Linked DNA regions of Mus musculus: region 1 is linked to region 2. A link is a loop called in an ENCODE intact Hi-C map of the cell type or tissue named here. Cell type or tissue: left cerebral cortex. All regions are shown on one strand. Each heading gives the region's core, and the rest is flanking DNA. Links, peaks and the distances in the headings are about the cores only.

Evidence for each region. A loop is a pair of places that touch in the nucleus more often than their neighbours do. Peaks named below come from ENCODE experiments on the same cell type or tissue, not always from the same donor. Only the 100,000 strongest peaks of a DNase experiment are listed, where the experiment ranks them.
Region 1: it touches region 2 in a loop (2.4-fold over the local background); 4 of 42 quality-filtered maps call a loop at or near these places.

What each region holds. Positions count from the first base shown.
Region 1 is chr19:6,360,307-6,369,496 of GRCm38, forward strand. Sf1 (splicing factor 1) reads left to right here and starts at 3,384. Exons shown (of 13, transcript NM_001110791.1): 1 at 3,384-3,812; 2 at 5,358-5,486; 3 at 8,058-8,133. The coding sequence starts at 3,782. Gm14966 (predicted gene 14966) reads right to left here and starts at 3,404. Exons shown (of 3, transcript NR_168058.1): 1 at 3,301-3,404; 2 at 354-475. In left cerebral cortex, for the core only: no CTCF peak of the experiment used is centred there; DNase peaks (open chromatin) are centred at 3,305 and 4,233; H3K4me3 peaks cover 2,643 bases; H3K27ac peaks cover 2,083 bases.
Region 2 is chr19:6,412,814-6,422,003 of GRCm38, forward strand. Rasgrp2 (RAS, guanyl releasing protein 2) reads left to right here. Exons shown (of 17, transcript NM_011242.3): 13 at 272-413; 14 at 615-651; 15 at 1,052-1,228; 16 at 1,979-2,041; 17 at 2,181-2,403. The coding sequence ends at 2,037. Nrxn2 (neurexin II) reads left to right here and starts at 5,943. Exons shown (of 23, transcript NM_001205234.2): 1 at 5,943-6,159. Gm14965 (a long non-coding RNA gene) reads right to left here and starts at 5,949. Exons shown (of 3, transcript XR_879495.2): 1 at 5,678-5,949; 2 at 4,664-4,847. In left cerebral cortex, for the core only: a CTCF peak has its summit at 5,510 (motif pointing right); DNase peaks (open chromatin) are centred at 3,515, 3,746, 4,975, 5,547 and 4 more places; H3K4me3 peaks cover 3,122 bases; H3K27ac peaks cover 2,529 bases.

The DNA.
Region 1 (9,190 bases), core at 803-8,802, 52 kb before region 2:
TTCCTCAGAGAAATGTAAAAATATGTACATTATTATACAAACAAGTCTTAAGCCCATACCTGCTGGCCCTGTCCCAGGGCCAGAGCCATGCCATTCTGTCCCTACCAAGGTGTCATTCTGTCCCTACCAGGGCGTCATTCTGTCCTGACTCGGCAGGATGATTGTTTCATTTCCTGCTGTGCTGCAGAGTTGGTGCTCCACTGTAAACCCAGCAGCCATCACTGCTGCACATGGTAAAAGGAAGACAGCACTGTCCTTCATCTGACACTGTTTCCAATGAGAAGGTACATGAAGTCTCTTGACCTAAACCCAGGGATAGATATGGGTGGATTAGAATATTATGTAAGACTTACAGCATTGTTATCCTGAATTTTGGAATTCTTACAATCACTGGGTAGGGTCTCATCATGTAACTCTTGCTGGCCTGGAACTTGTTACATACATCAGGCTGGCCTTGAATTCTGTCTGTGGAGTGCTGGAATTAAAACAGTGGCTTGTCATCAAATCCAACTTTATAATTACTTTTTCCCATAGATGATCTCATGAATTCTCAAGACTGGAGCTAAATCCCTAGTCTAAATATGTATCTGCTGTATTATGAAAATATGTACACAGTGCTTACCTGCACCCATTAGCAAGTTGGGTTTTTTTTCCTTAAGTAGTATTGTCAAGAATGGTTTCTTTTCCATCAGTACTGCTAAAAGTTCTCTCAAGCCTTCTATCCTCTACTTATTTAAGACAAGTATGTTAGAGCAGGTCACCTCCCACTGATTTGGGGTATGTGGTGCCATGGTCACTCTTCAGTGGATTTCATTATTTCTTATCCTTCTTCACTCATTAGTTCACCCAGCTCTGAACAATCACACAGTGTCATGTTGATCAGCCAACTCCCTTCACGGATTTGTGCAGAAGCCCTAGGTTTTCTGCAAGTGTTTCTTTGATTTCAGTTACCTCTCCCGACAGAGGAGAGTTCACTGGCAGCCTGCACATTTTCCAGAGCACCACACTCACCCCGAAGCACAGTGGGTCTGGTGTGCAGTCCTATCTCTGGATGGGCAGGAAGCCATGGTGGATACAGGCTGTGGACAGACCATGGCCTGAGTGCTCCTTGACATTCCTAGTGCCATGATTGATCAAGGTTCCAAGAGTTCCCATGCTATGCCTCCACCATCACTTACTTTTTTATTGCTGTGACCCAGGAAAGTTAGAGGAGAGAGAGCTTATTGCTTACAGTTCAGAGGGTGAGCCCATGGCAACCTTGGTGGGGAGCATGGCGGCAGGAAGCAGGCAGCTTCTGTTGTAGTAGCTGAGAATTTACACTGAATCAGCAGAAAGACGGAGACAGACAAGAGACTAGGCCTGGTGTGGGCTTTTGAAATTACCCACAGTGATAGACCTCCTCCAACAAGACCATGTCTCCAAATCCTTCCCAAATAGATCTACTAACTGGGGTTAAGCATTCAAATAAGTCTAAGGGGTCCACTCTCATTCAAACTTCCACAGCCTGCTCTGGCCAGCTACATAATGGTTTTCAGTATTTGGGACTGAACCGAGGCCCTTGGCCATACTAAGCAAGTATTCTACTACTGTGGGGCTTTTGTTGTCGTTGTTAAGTCTTTAGAGATTATTTTAATGTGTATAAGTGTTTTATCTACATGTATGTTTGTACATCAGCAGTAAGAGCAGTGCCTGAGGTGTCAGAACAGGGAGTCACGATCCTCTGGAACAGAAGTGAGATGGTTGTTAGTTGGTGTGGAAGAGTATCCAGCACTCTTTTTTTTTGTTTGTTTTGTTTTTCCAGACAGGGTTTCTCTGTGTAGCCCTGGCTATCCTGGAACTCACTCTGTAGACCAGGCTGGCCTCAAACTCAGAAATCCTCCTGCCTCTGCCTCCCGAGTGCTGGGATTAAAGGCGTGCGCCACCACCGCCCTGCTGTCCAGCACTCTTAACTGCCGAGCTGGCCCCTCCTCTGCTTAGGTTGATAGGTTTCTTGGGTATTACAGTTGGCTTTTCTACTTTCACATGTCTGCTGATGTAATCTGGGAGTTACATGTGCTAGGTTCTACCACTCAATTGTATTTTCTGCCCAGACATTTGCTCTTTCTCTGTTCTATGGCCATTTCCTCCCTACCTGTCATAGTCTGTTGACTTGTACCATCCACCATACTTGAGTTTCTTATCTTTGTAGTCTCTTTATTCCTAGATTACTCCAAACCTTCTGTTGTCTACATGTCTACTTTTCTACATCATTTTAAAAGATTACTTAGTCTTATGTATATGGGTGTTTTGTCTGCATATAAGTCTGTGCACCATATATATGCAGTGCCTGTGAGGCCAGAAGAGGGTTCTGATATCCTGGGACTGAAGTTACGGATGGTTGTGAGTCACCATTTAGGTTCTAGGAATCCAACCTGGGACTCTGGAAGAGTAGCCAGTGCCTGGTCTTATCTGCTATTTCTCTAGCCACTCTAATTACATATTAAACACTGTTTCCCCTACTGGGTCTAAATAACCTCTCTGTGAGAACCCTATCTATCCCCAGTTCTATTATGTTGTGCTAACCTGTTTCATTACTCTCATGTTTATTTCATGGGAAGGAATGTTTGGCCTCAGTCTCATTTACAAGTTCCCTACCATTTTTATGGGTAATTTTAAGGTACCCGAAACAAATTTCCAACGCATTGAGATTTCCCTGGAAGTGCACACTTTTAGACTAACTTTTGAAATGACTTTCTCTCCCCTCTCCAAGAAGGACTTGGAGCGCCTGACTTTTCCTTTACAAGAGTTAGTATGTGCCATTGAACCTGGATTTTTTGAGACAGATATACTGTACCCCAGGTTAGCCCCAAACTCATGTCAGCTCTCCTGTCTCAGCCTTTCAAGTTCTCGGGTGACAGGCTACTTGGCTACCTTGTACCGGAATGAAATAAAGTCTTTAAATACACCCACCAACTACCCTAGTTTTGAGCCATTTCGTAACACTATTTTTCAGAGAAAACAGGAAGTCTTTCTCTACTCTACCTGCAGCTTCGACGTATCCTGTTCGTCAGCTCGAGCCCGCCCCTTCGCCGCGGTCCCTAGTTACCTCTAGCACAATGACTAACGTCACTTAAGGCCTCCGTTCCGCCCCTCTGGGGAAGGGGGCGGGGACACGCGTGCCCTCCCTACGCATGCGCACCCCTGCTCTCCGCCTTGGTTCCGGCTTCTCCTCCCGGCTTTCTCCATTCTCGAGCGGCTGGCTCCTGGGGGAGGGGAATCGTTTCAGCCAATCGTGTGGCACTACGACGCCGAGGCGCTTACCTCCATCGGTTTCAGCCAATGAGCTAGCCGTTCTCTCACGTCACAGACTTTGCCCCCTCCTATTCCCCTGCCACTCTGGCCTCAGTCCGCGCAGTAACAAGGAGTGCGCGCTGCGACACCTCCCAGTTCCCCCGGCCCCGCCGCCATTTCGTCGCCGGGCCTAACGGTTCGGCCAATCCCGACCCATATTGAAAAGAGCCAGTGCTCCACCAATCGGAGGCCGCTGCCTCCGACCTCACCTCGGGCCGGCCCAATCCAGGCCGCGGCCCCTCCGCCCCGAGCCCGCCCCCGCGGCGTCCTTTCTCCTCCCTCTTTGTGCGTCTGGCGCCGCCGCCGCCCGCCGCGTGAGAGGACGGGCTCCCCGCGCTCTTCAGCCGCGTAGTCGGGTCCCCTCCCCCCCACCTCCAGCTCCCGGAAGGTTCGTGAAGGAGAAGTCGCCGCGGAGGACGAGGAACCGCTGCTGCCGGTCCCCTGGGGCGCCATGGCGACCGGAGCGAACGCCACGCCGCTGGGTAAGCTGGGCCTACCAGGCCTTTCCCCACTTCCTGGGCCCAGAGGCAGCTTCAAGCCCAGCCTATTGGCGCTCGGGACGCCGCTGCCGGGGGCCCTAACCACGGCCTTGTCCTTAGCGGCGGTGCCGTCACCGCCGCCGCCCCCGGCCTCGTACCCGCCATAGCAGCCGCCCCCGCGCCGCCGCCGCTCTTTTCAGCGAGGGTCGCCTCCGCGCCAGGACCAGCAGCCGGGCCAGCCCGGTGGCGGCGGAGGTGAGTCGGGCCGATAGAGCGCGAGAGTCGTCGGGCGAACCGAACCGGCCGACGGAGGGGCAACGCCACCGCGGTTGGACGCGGCGAGGACGCGCGCGCGCGCACGGGAGGCCCGGGCGGACGCGCCACGGGGAACGCGCGGCCTGGTTTGGGAGGCTTCGATTGCGCACGCGCACCGCGAGAACCAGAAGGGCGGGAGGAAGCGTTCTTCGCGCAGACGCAGTGAGGCGTTCAGGCTTTGTGGCGCAATTGTGGTAGTTTTGGAAGAAGCCACCTGTTGCCCCCTGAGCTCCTGCTATGGAGGACAGGAGAGTCAGGTCCACGGGACGACGTGGTGTGAGTGGCTCCCTTGATGGTTTTTAGCAGCCCCGTGGCAGGAGTGTCTCCTTTCACAGTGAGGCGAGTTCGGAAGGCTACTAGGGATGCTTGAGTTCGATCATTTATTAAAGGTTTTCTCCTTTTGTTTTCTAGAAGGTTCTCAGAGTGACCAGCTTTCCCCGTGCTGTTTTAAAAGGCTTTTTCTCTGGGCCTGTAATCTGAGAAGTAGAAAACCTTGTGTGGTAAATGTAGGGAAGAATGTAATAAATCAGAGTTCTGATGACAAGTGTCCACTGGTCAGGAAAACTGATCTTTCCACGAGTAAGAATGGTCATATTGAAGGATGGCATGTTTCCCACAGTAATGTGTAGCAAGAGATTTGTTGTGTACTCTTGTAGCTTGAGTTCCAATGCTTTGTGGGCCTCATTCCAGTTTCCTCTTTTCTGCCCTTTAAGGCATTCAGAATTGATAATATGTATCTGTACACTTCTGATTCTGGGTTTCTGTGCATTAAGTCTTGGAAGCAAGGGCATGATGGTTCATGCTTTTAATCCTAGCACTCTGGAGGCAGAGGAAGGTGGGGCTTTGAGTTTGATGCCAGTCTACATAGTTTAAGACTGCCAGGGTTCTCTAAAGGGACTTCTGTCTCAAAAAACAAACAAAAGATCCAAAGAGTTGGAGATATGCATCAGTGGTAGAGCTCTTACCCAATATATGCAAAAACTCTGATGTTAACACTACAAAAGAAATGTGTTCCTTGTTACATTCTCTAGTATTTTCGTTTTAAAAGAACTAAATGTGAACTGTTCCTTAACTTTCCTGACAGGAGGATCTTTAAAATGGCTGCTTGTTTTCTCTGACCTCTGAGATTTCTTTCTTTTTAAAAATTTAGGTGATTTCAGTTTAGTTTTAATTATCATGAACTGCTTGCCTTCTGGTTCATATTTCTGCCTGATGGGCTCTGTCTGTCTTTAGACTTCCCAAGTAAGAAGAGGAAGAGGAGCCGATGGAACCAAGACACAATGGAGCAGAAGACAGTGATTCCAGGCATGCCTACAGTTATACCCCCTGGACTGACTCGGGAACAGGAAAGAGCTTACATAGGTAAATACACGTTCTACATCCAGGTGCATCTTCAGATTGTTACTGCAGATTGTTCTGAGTGATGAACCTGTTGAAAGTCTTAAGATTTTAGTCATGGGAACAAGGTGTGATGAGCTATGCTTTCATAGCTGTGTAATCCGTGATTTGCTTGGCCAGTCCTGCATTTGCAGCTTCTTGTTTGGGCCTGCTCTTAGCTCGGCAGCCCCCTTCTCAGCTGCTGTTCTTGCTCATTGGTGAGGTGAATGCTATCTTCCTCTCTGGACAGGCCCCAGTGGAGAACACTGCAGGTATTGTAAACCAGTTGCTTTTTTGTAGCATGGCCTTTCACCATAATGTCATGGTTCCCTTTCCCTAAAATTGTGGTTTCGTTTTTTTATAGGTACAAAATAGTTTAAGCAAAAAGTGGCTCGGAAAGCATTTATAGTTTACCCATTTTGTTGAATTTAATCCTTCCCTTCAGTATCCTTTCTTGTTCCATCTTTAGAGAGCTGTCTTAAAACAGGCTCTTGTAATTTACCACTAAAGGACTCTGCTGGGAAGGGTTTACTGTTTGATTTGAAATGAAGTGGTGGCAGAATTTAAAAAATTAGGTTACTGTCCACAGTAGAATTAAACCTCAAAATTACTTAAAATCCAAGGTCATAATAAATGGAAGTTTTATATCTGTCCTGCTGTCTCAAAAAGTGCACTTGATAAACATTTTCAACTAACCAAGTAAACATCCTCTTTGGGGCAGAAACCTCGTTGGGTCCATTGAGCTGTGTCCTTCTCAGACAGCTTCAAGGCTAAGGTGCTCTGAGTCTGGAGGTCTTCATTTCCTGGTTCTTAGATTGCTGAGGATTTTGAGGCGTGGAATTGTCTGCTTCTCACAGTACTTACTACTAATCCTACTTTCTCCTGCTGTTTACTCTCACCTAAGCCTTGGGTGTCATTAGACCAGTGTTGGACCTTGTAAGATGTCTTAGTGCTCCCACAGCCCAAGACCAGTCTAAAAAAACAGTACTTTACAACTCCCTCTCTTCCTCTGGAGGCCCAGTTAATGCATCAAGCCCTTAGAGACTATTTACATATTTTGTTGAAGTAGATAAACTCAGAGTTAGAAGCTAGGGTGCATTTTTAGTTCAAGGGAGGTAGCAGTCTTTCCTGGTTTATTCTTCAGTGCTGGATGTTTATTCACGTTAGATCCCACAACTAGAGGCTGCCCTATGGTACTGAGCTGCTAGGTTGCTGAGCTTAGTCTGGCTGCAAGCCTAGAGCTTGTTGTCATGAAGGAGCTTGGAGAGTAGCAGTGTTTCCATGGCACATTTGCTTTGTCCAGGGGTCCTTGGTATCCTCTTCACTGTCGATTTTTTTTTTTTTTTAATCAGTATTTCAGCATGGAGATGTTGTATAGTCCTGTGAAACATGTCTTAATGCAGATAATTAGAATTTTCTGTATTTAAGGTATGTATTAAACCTAATTGTAGGTAAACTGTGCCATTACTGCTTTCTCAGAGACCTGGGGCGTAATAAAAATACATACCAGAAGCAGTCACATACCATGTCGAAGAAGCTACTCTAGGTTTGCTATCTATCCTAGTGCTGTGTTAAATTTTGTCTGAGTTACTGACAGCTTTTAGTGAATCTCTCATGTTTCAAACCTGGGGGCCATATACAGTCTCTTGACCCTCACTTAGCATCTACACACCTTCCTAAGATATCAGTAGCTGGTCTGAAAATAAACTCCTAGGCGGGTGAAGGTAGTGCACATCTTTAACCCAGTCACTGAGGCAAAGGCAGATGATTTCTGGGTTCTAGGCCAGCCTGGTCTGCACAGTGCATTCCAGGACAGCGAGGGCTGTGTTTTTTGAGACCCTATCTGGAAAAAAGGGGGAAAATGATAGTTTACAGCACCTTACTTAGGCCCATTGGATTATGAACAAAGGTATGTGGTTTGCTCAGTATTTGAGTAAAGGTGCAGGTATTGGGGAGCTCTTTTAGTACAGATCTGGTTGTACAGAAAGTACACACACAAATCTGTAAGATGTTAAATTGGTTATTGAGTGTCTTACTTAAAGAGTTTTAAATCTTGTCTTAATGAAAATGATCTTTGCTCAACTGCTATTTTTGTTGTCCCATGTTATTTGAGTACTTTTGGGCTGTGTTTAATACTTATTAAAGAAATAGAAACTTAAGTTTTGCCCTGAGTTTGGTGGGAAGCAGGTACTGATATCTTAAATGCCGTTGGTTTGGGGTACCAATCGTAAGCAAGTGTTGGTGGAGAAGGGAGAGGTGAATACCTCCTGATAATTGGAATTGTAAGCTTTAGTGAACAGTCTTAACTGCTAACCCCTCTTCCAACAAACTGTTTGCTTCCTTAAGTGATAACCATTTTGAGGTGGACATTAGCTGTAGATGTAGATGGACTCCTGCGCTAGGTGGTTGGGGGTTTTTGCCTCAGTGTGTCACTGATCAGTCGTCCCTTTCAAAGTCTCCGAGTTCTTCATGCTTGTTATTGAGATTTGAGATGTTTTTTGGTAACATTGTCTTTTTTCCATCCTTTTTTTTCTTTCCTAACCTGGTTTCTTCCAGTGCAACTACAGATAGAAGACCTGACTCGTAAACTGCGCACAGGAGACCTGGGCATCCCCCCTAACCCTGAGGACAGGTTGGGAAACAGTTTTAACCAGCTGACAGTAACGCTTTTACCTTTTTTCTCAATATGTTTTTACTGGTGGCAACATATTGTGTCAGTTCAATAACTCCTAGTTAAGACGACTGGTATTCTGACCAGAGTAGACTATATGCTCAGTCAACAGTTAGAAAAGTTCTCTTAATGGGAGAATAAGTTAAAGAAAATGGTTAACTGGTTTCTAATTGGTAAGCATATAGGTTTTAACCTGGTAATTTGCCCACCCCTAGGGACAGTGAGAGGTGGCCATTAACCTGCCTTTTCACTGGCTGCTTTGGCTGAAAGCACAGGGGGTAGTTTTTCTCATTGGGTATGTTATGCAGGGATTTGAGAGTATTTTTAACCATCACTGAATTTAAGCAGGCCAAAGCTTGTTGAAGTCTTACCTGCTTGTGGTTTTGAGATTGTTTTAAAATCAGGAGATTTCTAACCAACTTCCTTCATTGCCAGTTAATTTTCAGCCTTGGCCATTGCCTGCCTGCGGGTTTTGGGAAGGGAAGGCAAGCAACCAACCCCCTAAATTATTACTTTTTCCTTTTTAAAAGGGAGTATGGGCCTCAAACAGCTGTGGTCATGCCATTTCAGTTTGCAGTTTCTCTCACCTCTGGAAAGTTAAGATGTCTGTGAGAGAGGAATGTTTTAAGTGGAATTTTATTGGCTGGTACAGGTCTTTGAACAGCTAAAGTCTTGTCCTTTAATAGACAATAAGCTTCCACTGAAATCTTTCTTAGTGCATGTAGCATAGTTGAAAAGATTGCTTTGAAGGTGTTTCTGGCTTTTGTTATCCTGGTCACATGCAGTTCTTCTGCCCCTTACCATGAAACAAATGAACCTAATGATTTCTCCATTATTGACTTTGTTTTGCTTATCAAGTTTGTTCTATTTTTACATATAGATTTTGGTTGGAAATTTTACATTTCTTTTTTGATTTGAAGATTTTTATTTTTTAGTTTTTTTTAAGATTAACATTATAGGTTATAGACCACAACTGTTTAGTGCCTTTTTGGCCTTTTCCCCTTTAATGGTATGTCTA
Region 2 (9,190 bases), core at 691-8,690:
CTCCAGAGAACCCCAATTCTCAGGCGTCCTGCAGGTGTAGCATAGCACACTGCTCCCAGTGTCTTTAGCTGACACCCCCATTGTCCTGAGGAGGAAACCCTAGGGAAATTACTTGGCCAAGCCCACACTAGTTAGTAGCAGATGTTCCCTGCACGGAAGGTCCAAAGTCATGAGCTGGGTGGAGACCTCTTCCTCTGCCGGTGGGATTAGGGAGGCCGGCCCTTGCCCCAGGGAAGGACCCGAGTTGAGGTGACCCCACGCCCACCACCAGGGATGGCTGCATCAGCCGGGAGGAGATGATTTCCTACTTCCTGCGCTCCAGCTCCGTGCTGGGAGGCCGCATGGGCTTCGTACACAACTTCCAGGAGAGTAACTCGCTACGCCCGGTTGCCTGTCGCCACTGCAAAGCTCTGGTGAGCGCCCCACTGCCCAGAATCGCAGCGCTTCCATCTGACCCGCCAGACCTGGCCTGCGGACCCACGCCCCGCCCTTCTGCTGGCCCACCCGGTCCACACGGGAACACTAGCCAACCCGCGGAACATGTAGAACTCAGGCCTTCTCCTTCAGACCTATAAAACCCTAACCCCCAAGCATGGCCCCCTTCTTTATTGCAGATCCTGGGCATCTACAAGCAGGGCCTTAAATGTAGAGGTAAGATACGATGGGTGATGGAAAGAATGGCTTCGCTGGTGGATCAAGCTTTGGGGGTGTGGTAGGAGTGTGGTGGGGAGAGTTACTGCTGTAGGGATTTTTATTTTGATGGCAGCGATTTCCAGGAAGTGAAGTACATTGTAACCAGAGAGGCATCTTGACTGACATGAGGGGGTTATCTTTTAAGAGGCTGTGGTGAGCCAAGCTGCCTAGGAAAAGAAACTTTTGAGAGGGTGTAGTCCGGTATTAAATTAACATGAAGAAAACAATTTGGGAGGAGGCTTGTAGTTTGATGGGGGATGGTTTCTCAGGAGTACAGATGGAGCACGGACTTGAAGGATGGGATGGCGAGCTTTCTGACCCATGGCCCTTGCTGGGCTCCCTGTCTTCCCTTCCTCAGCTTGTGGTGTGAACTGCCACAAGCAATGCAAAGAGCGCCTGTCAGTGGAATGTCGCCGCAGGGCCCAGAGTGTCAGCCTGGAGGGCTCTGCACCCTCTCCCTCACCCACACATACCCACCATCGGGCCTTCAGCTTTTCCCTGCCTCGCCCAGGCAGGCGCAGCTCTCGGCCTCCAGGTAAGCGGGCCTCCAGAAAGGCCTATTAACTTATCCAGAATGCCGGCTGGGACTATAAAGAAGGGTCAGATAGGTGACGATGCCAGAAAGTGCCCAAAGAACTTCCAACTTTCTGAGGATAGGGTGGAGGGAGGCTCTGCTTCCTAAGTACTGGGATTAAAGGCGTGCACCCTAATTTTGACGAAGCTTCCGGACCCCGAGTGTGTGTCTGTTTTGTAAGGGGGTTGGCATCCCACCAGCCATTTGCATTTCTCTTTTTGCTTGCCATTATAAAAGTCTCTTCCCCCATAATCTCTGGGTGATTCTCTTGGGGTCTCTGTTGGTTCTGATCAGTTCGCTGAGTGATGGTTTGCTAAATGACTATTTTCTCGAGGTCTGTTAAACTGAGGTCTAAGGTAATTTGACCACAATCATTTGGGTTGGCGTAAGTCCTCAAAAATAGAAAAGAGAAAACCATTTGCAGTGGGTCTTCAGATGTGCTGGGCTCTAAACTGTGTAATACGCACAAAATCGACATTTAAGCAAACTGCACCGGCGGAGATGTGGCTGTGGGGAGAGCTTCGGCAGAAAGAAACGAAGAATAAACCTCAGAAAGTGGGGTCGTTTGGTCGTCCTGAGAATTGATTTTTGGAGGATGGGCCTGCTTCCTGGACGAGGAAGAGATGGGAGCCTTCTGTGACAGGAGGTGGCTGCTGGGGTCACAGGGACCCAGGGTGGGGATAGTGGACAACTCTCCGTCCCTCTCCGCAGAGATCCGTGAAGAGGAGGTGCAGTCGGTGGAGGACGGAGTGTTTGACATCCACTTATAAAATGGTGAGTCCTCCCTTTGCAGGCTGCCACCAGGGTCGCCCCACGGAGGGCTGGGGCGGCTTATAGGAAGCGCCTGGGCGGGGGGGGGGGGGGATTTGACAAGAGGTTCCTCATGACTTCTGTTTTTTTTTCTTCTTCCCAGCTGTGACTATCAAGGACTCATTCCTGCCTCGGAGGAAAGACTTAGAGTAGAGAAGGGAGCCAGAGATTCTGGGGCAGGAGGTTGGGGCTGGGGGTGGTGGGGGTCGAGGGTGGCATGCATTGAGAAGAGGGCCAGGGCTGGTGTCCCTAAGGTTGTACAGACTCCTGTGAATATTTGTATTTTCCAGATGGAATAAAAAGGCCCGAATAATTAACCTGGATCATCAGCCTAAAACCCTCTGATGCTGTACTTCTAGCTATGCTGTTGCGGTCTAGAATTCCATAGGGTGGATAGATTGGGACCTGATCATGGGGATGGGGTCTCAGGAGCAGAAAACCTCAGAACACAAGACTCTTGGGCAGAGTGGGAGGAGTCCTGAATCTGGGGGACTCGAGCCTTGGGACTAGTGAGCTTGTGCACCCTAGAATTGCTGGTACTGGTGCAACTAGAGTTTTCAACCCAGAGGCAAGACGCTTCTGCCGTTCCAGATAAGCTCTTAGGCCCTGGATCAATCCTACACTGACAGGACTTCATGGCAGGGAGAGGGCAGCCCAGGGTACTGGCTGTGGAGCAGAGCTAGGAGGGGTGGGGACAGCCAGAGGCTGGGGCTGGTGTGCCTCAGGGTGGGGGCTGACATCCTTGGTCATGCAGCCTCCTGGCCTGGTGCTGCCGCCAGCCGGAAGGACAGCGACTTCCAGAGGAAATGCATATTGATCTTGCTCAGCTCCGGAGGCCTCCTAACCCAGCTTGCTCTTCCCTTCTGTATTGGCAGCACTGAGAACTTGGGGGGGGGTGCTTGTCACCACTAACTAAGGCCAAGGCTATTTCTAAGACTGCTTTGGGACAGGAGGGTGGTCTATGGGAGTTTTCTAAAGGATCTAGAGCCTGACCCAGATGTCCCTAAGGTCAGGAGGTACCAGATAGCAATGCTGAGAATGGGAGCTACATCCCCAGATTTCCACACTGTAGGGTGCCTTACAGCAGCTGTTGGGGTTGAAAAGGAGCACCCTAAATCCCTACCTGTACATCACTCTATTCTGCAGACCTGGCAGTGGCCTCCAATCTCTTGGAAGAGTGCACTATCCCAGAGCCTCTAATTCCTGCCTGTTTCTACCTTTTTGACTTCAATCCCTCTGGTCTTCTAGTCCTTATTTTGGGTCCCCTCATTCTCCTGCCCTGTCACAATGATCAGCTTCAGCCCTGTCCCTTATTGAGTCCCCTACACTGCCTCTCCTTCTGTCCTCAGCCCCCTCCTCCCCTCCCCCTCTCGAGGCTGTAATATCCGTTTCATGATTTGGGGGCTGAGTTGCTATAACAACAGACGGCGATTGTGTTGTGAAGAGCAGCTCGCTCCTGCTCTGCCAGCCTGCCTCCCGCTGCCTCCATCCCTGCAGCCTGGTCGGCTCCCCAGCCCACCCCCAGCCCCTCCTTGGCCTCTTCCCAGTGTGTGGTGCTGCCCGGTGTTCAGCTCTGCCTCATCTGGGATGTGACCTGTACCTGCCTTTCCACTGTCATTCAAATGTGTCAGAATTGAGTGTCTGGCCCTCACATGGTGTTTGCCTGAGCATATGTGTGTGGGACCTGCACCTACACTTGCCAGGGTTTCCCTCCCTGTTGGCTTGTGTACCTGCCTAGAAGGGTGTCTGCTCTATGCTGCTCCCCAATGCCACATTGGGTGTGAGCCTGTGTATTTGAGGGGTGTGTTTTGAAGTGGTGGGGCCCAGCTGCCATGAGGGATCTGAATCTCGGACCTTCCTTGTAGAGGAGAGGGACAGGGAGGTGTAGCAGGGAGGTGTAGCAGACTCCAGCGACCTTTCCTGCCCTTGATGGGAAAAGCTGAAGGTAGAGACAGAAGAGCGGTGTTCACCCTTGCCTCCCTTCCCACTCAGACTCCTGGGGTTTGAGCCTTGTCACTGGGTCACTGCACCTGCTTGTCTGTCCCTCTGCATTTTGGTGTTTGTACGTGTGAGTGTGGGTCCTGCAGGAGGAGGAACAGCAGATGATGGGTGGGGCAGTGGGCTGGGGGGGGGGTCAGAGAGGCCCTGACTCAGCAGTTCTTGTTCTGCTGCCTCTACTGGCCTTGGCAGCCAGTAGGGGACGTGTGGGGGGTGTGGTGGTAGTGGGGGCAGGGCTGCCTGAGGGTCTCTCCAAGGTCAGAGTAGGCCCCAAGTCTGGGACCTTGTTCAGGAATCTCCCTTTCCACTGCCTGGGAAATACCCATTGCAGCTAGGTCTTCTCCTATCCTCCTTCCAGGCTATCAAAGGAGGTCCTCTCTAAGGAGCGGTGGGGGGAGTGTCCACATTCATTAACTCAGGAATTGACTGCTCTGCAAAGTACCTACCGACGACCAGGGAGACTCCATGGGCAGGTCCCCTGTGAGTCACTTGGGTGTGTGTTTGCCCTTGAGTGTGCAGGTACCTGTGTATGCACAAGTATGCAGGTTATGGATCGAGTGTGTCCCCCCACCCCCCGTGGTGACTTACCATGGTGGGGCATCTCTGCAGTGTCCCTTTGTGTTTCTTGGAAACGCTGGGCACACATGAATAGGTGTGCATGGCTGTGTGCCCCCATGTGTATCTGCATACATTAGTGGTTGGACGTGTGTTCTTGCATATTGCCTCTGGCTAAGGAAATGCCAACTGCTACCAGCTGTGCAGATCACAGGCCCTGTAACAGAAATCAGGGGCCTGGAGAGAACTGGCAAAATGGTCTGCCACACACCCACGGCCACACCCACGCCGGCACACTGTCTCATTGAGAAGCCTTGTGTCCAACTTAGGTAATGGTATACACACCTAGGCGCTGGATCTACCTTTTCTCGGTGGAGTAAATGAAGAGGGGTGTTCCTTCCTCACACTCTGACACAAACACGGCGATGCAGACATTCTTACTGCAGAAGACTTGCACGCCAGGACCACACTCTGAAACTCACAGCTAAGGGTAGGAGCTCGAAGGGAAGATTCTACTAGATTTGTATTCAGTAACAGGGAGTGGGTAGCTTCCACCCCACCACTAGCCTTTTCCTACCCCAGAAAAGCCTTCCACAGGGGTGGAAAGCTGGTTCCAAACTCTGGGATTCCCATGAGTCTGGGCTGGGAAACCCCACTGTCTCTAGCTTAGAATCTTGCCAACCTCCAAGCTTCGTCCTTATCTCAGAAAAGCCCCTAGCTCTTCAGTTCCGGAGGCTTCCAGCTAGAGGATACAGAGACAGTGATTGGTAGGGTCTCTGCGAGCGACTGGAAAAGCCACTAGCAGTCCTGGGGTGGGAGAGGCTTCCTTGGCTCCGGGTAGCCCAGGCCAGCCCCCCCAGACTCAGCCAGCAGAGGGCGCTGTGGCCAAGGCCCTGCTCGGGTCCTGCTCTCTCGGTGCCTCAAGTCGGGGTTCAGTCCTCTCCTTTGGTTTGTCCCAGCCCTGGGCACTATCTTCGGGACCCGCCGGCAGGGGCGGGTGGGTGTGGGATCCAACAACCCAACCAAAGGTAGAAGGGGCTAGGGTACCTGGATTCCCAAGACCCCGAGCCTGGGGAGAGCACCTGCTGGGTTAAGAGGCCTGGACGTCCGGGCAAAGGTCCAGAGAGGTGGGAAAGGGCTCGGATGCCCTGGGGCCGGGACGCCTGGGTCCTCGCGGAGGAGGGAGGCGGGTCATGGAGCCGCGGGACTGGCGGCTTCTGCATCTTCGCATTGGCTGTGCCACTCGTCCGTCAGTGTTGCGTGGCCCAATGCGTGTGCTTGGGGGGCGGGTCCTGGTGCTGATGCTGCCGTCAGTCGGTGTTGCAGGGATGCGGCGGCGGGAGCAGCCGCCCTGACTCTCAGAGCATCCTCCTCGGAGCGGCACCGCGGCGGGGCGGGCGGGGACGCGGCGGGGACCAGGAGGCGCGAGGCAGCCGATATCGCTGGCCCAGGATCTGTTACCTGCCGTAGACCCAGCGGTCTCTAGGCTCGGATCCCTACCCTTCAGCTCCTGGCGCCCCCAAAACCAGGTATGGGGGGGGGGCTGCGGCGGAGACGGGTGGGGGGCGGGAGCCAATCGGGGGAGGGGAGCGGGTCGGAGGGGGCGGCGGATGCAGAAAGGACGGATTGGGGGGCGGGGGCGCCGAGCAGAGAGGGCTGGCTGGGTGACAGCGAGGAGGCGAAGCCGCTGGGGGAGGTTGGGGGACTCCCTGTGGAAGGGGCATTGGCCCTGAGCTGGGGCGAATGCAAGGTGGTGAGGGAGGGTCGATGGGGGAAGGGGGTCTGAAGGAGGGGCATCCATAGGGCTGTGAGAAGGGCTCTGAAATAGGGGTGGGGGGAGGTCCCAGTCTATGCTGGTCCTGGCAGCTGGAAGCAGTGATGGACCAGAGAAGCTGCGAGCTGTTGTGGTCTGAAGGGTCTGCAGGGGAGAAACACTGGTCTTAGTGGGAGAGGAGGCAGGCTGGAGAGAGGTTTGGGAAGTGGAGAGGGAGGTCTGGGGGCAACCACTGAAGAAAAGACTACTGGGGGATGGGAGCCAAGGGGAGAGGAGGTTATCAGGAGGGAGCAGAGGGGAAGATGCCAGGATGCTCTAGGCATAGATGAGTCTGTGACGGGGAAGAGCTGGACAAGATGGGGGGCCTGAGGGAGAGGAGAGAAGCTTGCTGGGGAGAGCTGGGGGGTGACAGAGAGGGAAACCGGTCGAAGGAGGCTCTGCTTGGCTGAGAATATACTTGAGGGCAGCGGTGGGGCTCTGGTCACAGAGTACTGGAAGGGTAGAGGAGTCTTCTGAGCCCTGGGCTTATCCCTCCACCTCAAAGAGGTGGGAACCATTTCTCATGCTCCAGCCTTCTCCCCCAGAGGGAGGAGCAGTCTGCCTGGGTTCTTTGGGATGGGGGTATGACCACAAGGACCCTGGGTGGGCTCCTGGAGGTGAAATTGGATTTGTGGGGGTTATTGGGCTGTTCCAGTTGCCTTTGCCGTCACCCCCTCTTGAGGCATCCAGGGCCTTAATGAACCGGCAGGGATGGGAGGGGTAGTTCCTTGGTGCTCCACAGCGAAAGGGTGCCCAGCTCCACAGTGCTCAAGAAAATCTGAGGGGGTGGGTCTTGGGTCTCCAGCCCCCTTGACTACTTCCGGCTTTCAAACACCCTCGTTCTTTGCACATATTGTGGGTGGGTGGGGTAGACAAGGACCTTCTAGTCATTCCTGCCCCTCCCTCTCGTCCACCTTCTCAGTGTCTGGGCGTTCCTTCTGGGGGAGAGCTTTACATCCTCTGTCTTCTGCTAGAAAAAGAGAGAGAAGGGAGCAGGAAGGAAAAAGAGAGGAGGGGAGGTCGGCTAGTCAGTTAACTACATGGAGGGCCTCCGGCTTTGTAGGTGCTTCAGCTACTCAGGTCCCAGCTTGCTACCCCAAACCTGGGGATGGCTCAGGGATGGATATGTCAGAGCCAGAGCAACTTTCGTCTGTAGCCTCAGGGAGTAGGGTCTGTGTCTGGGAGGCCCCTTACCTTTGCTAAGGGAAGTGTGCTCAGACTCTGTCCATCCTCAGCAGCACAGGGGTGGGCGGGACCGATCAGCTGGCAGTGCCTGCTGAGAAGCTGCTCCTTGGCTGAATCCACATGACAGCTGCTCCTGAGAGGAAGGGACAGGGCTCTAGAATAGCCACCGGGGACCTCCGTGTCTCTCCAGGCTCCGTCTTTTCTGTTCTGTTCTGTCTACCCTTGCCAGTGACACAGACATCCCGACACTGATCCACACACTTGGTGGCACTCGCCCAGACACACACCTACACAAGGCGCACACACCTGCGTATACAATACAACTCCTTGGCAGCAAACCGCCCACGCTCCCCGCCCAGAGACACTGCCACCTCCTGCCTGCCTCAGGGACCTCCTCCAGGAGCCCTACTTGAGCACACAGCACGCATAGAACCCCTGAGTGCCCCCGGGTCTCCTGACAAAGCACTGCCTGACAGTCCTTCCCCTCAGAGATGCACAGCATCTGCCACTGTTCATGAACTCAGGCCCACCTGCCCTCCTGGCATGCACTGCTTCCTCTCCTGGGCACACACGCCCACGCCTACACATTTTCCCAGACACAGCAACCCCTGCCTGCCATATCACACGCACTGCATGCCAGTCTGGGTCTTAAGCATTGTGCTCCGGGTCTATAGGTGTGTGCACTAGGGCACAAGGTGGGCACATCCTCTTTGCCTTGACCCAAACCCGTGACTCCCACCTAAGTTCCTTCTCTGTCACACTCCTGTCACTAATGGACTTCCAGAAAGCTCTTAAACCTACTCCTACCTGATGGTGACCACAGTCACTGCAGGCCAGCTTTGGCCTGCCTTCTGCAGAACCTGCCGTTCGGCCCCAGCATTTGTCCTCCACACAAGGCTCTCTCTGCCTGCCCGACACTGGAGACATAATGTCCGTCCCTTCAATTCAAGCTCCCGCTCAGCCCCCACGGGGACTCCCAGAAGTGTGTCCTCACACACCACCCACCCCTTGTGGTTCCATCTGTTGGTGTAGTTCTGTCCTGGCTGCTTCCACACTGATAGGCCTGTGCACTCGCCGAGATTCATTCAGTAATGCAGACCTCCCTGTCGTTTTCTGACACTGACACTGTTCAGTGTGGGTGGAGGAGGGCGAGGCTTCAAGGCCTGCGCTTTGCCAACCAGTGATCCTCGTTTCCCTTATCTGTAAAAGGGGTATGTTTCCATCTGCATGACTGAGACATGTCTCAGGGATTGGTTGAGAGGATTTTGACGACTATAATCATAGTAGCCACAGTTGTATTTAGTAGGCACCTAATGTGTTCCTGACGGTGAACTTTTCAATCTGGTGTATTTTTCAGGCCCTTGGAAAGCTCCTAGTCAGCAATAGGTGTTCAAATAGGTTTTACATCCATTTATTCCTTTTAGTGTGTATGTGCATCATGGTACCTATGCAGGGGTCAGAGGATAGCCTGCAGGGCTTGGTTTTCTATTTCTATCATGTACATACTGAGTATCAAACTTAGGCTTGGCAACTCCCTGAGCCATCCCTCTGGCCCAGCAGCA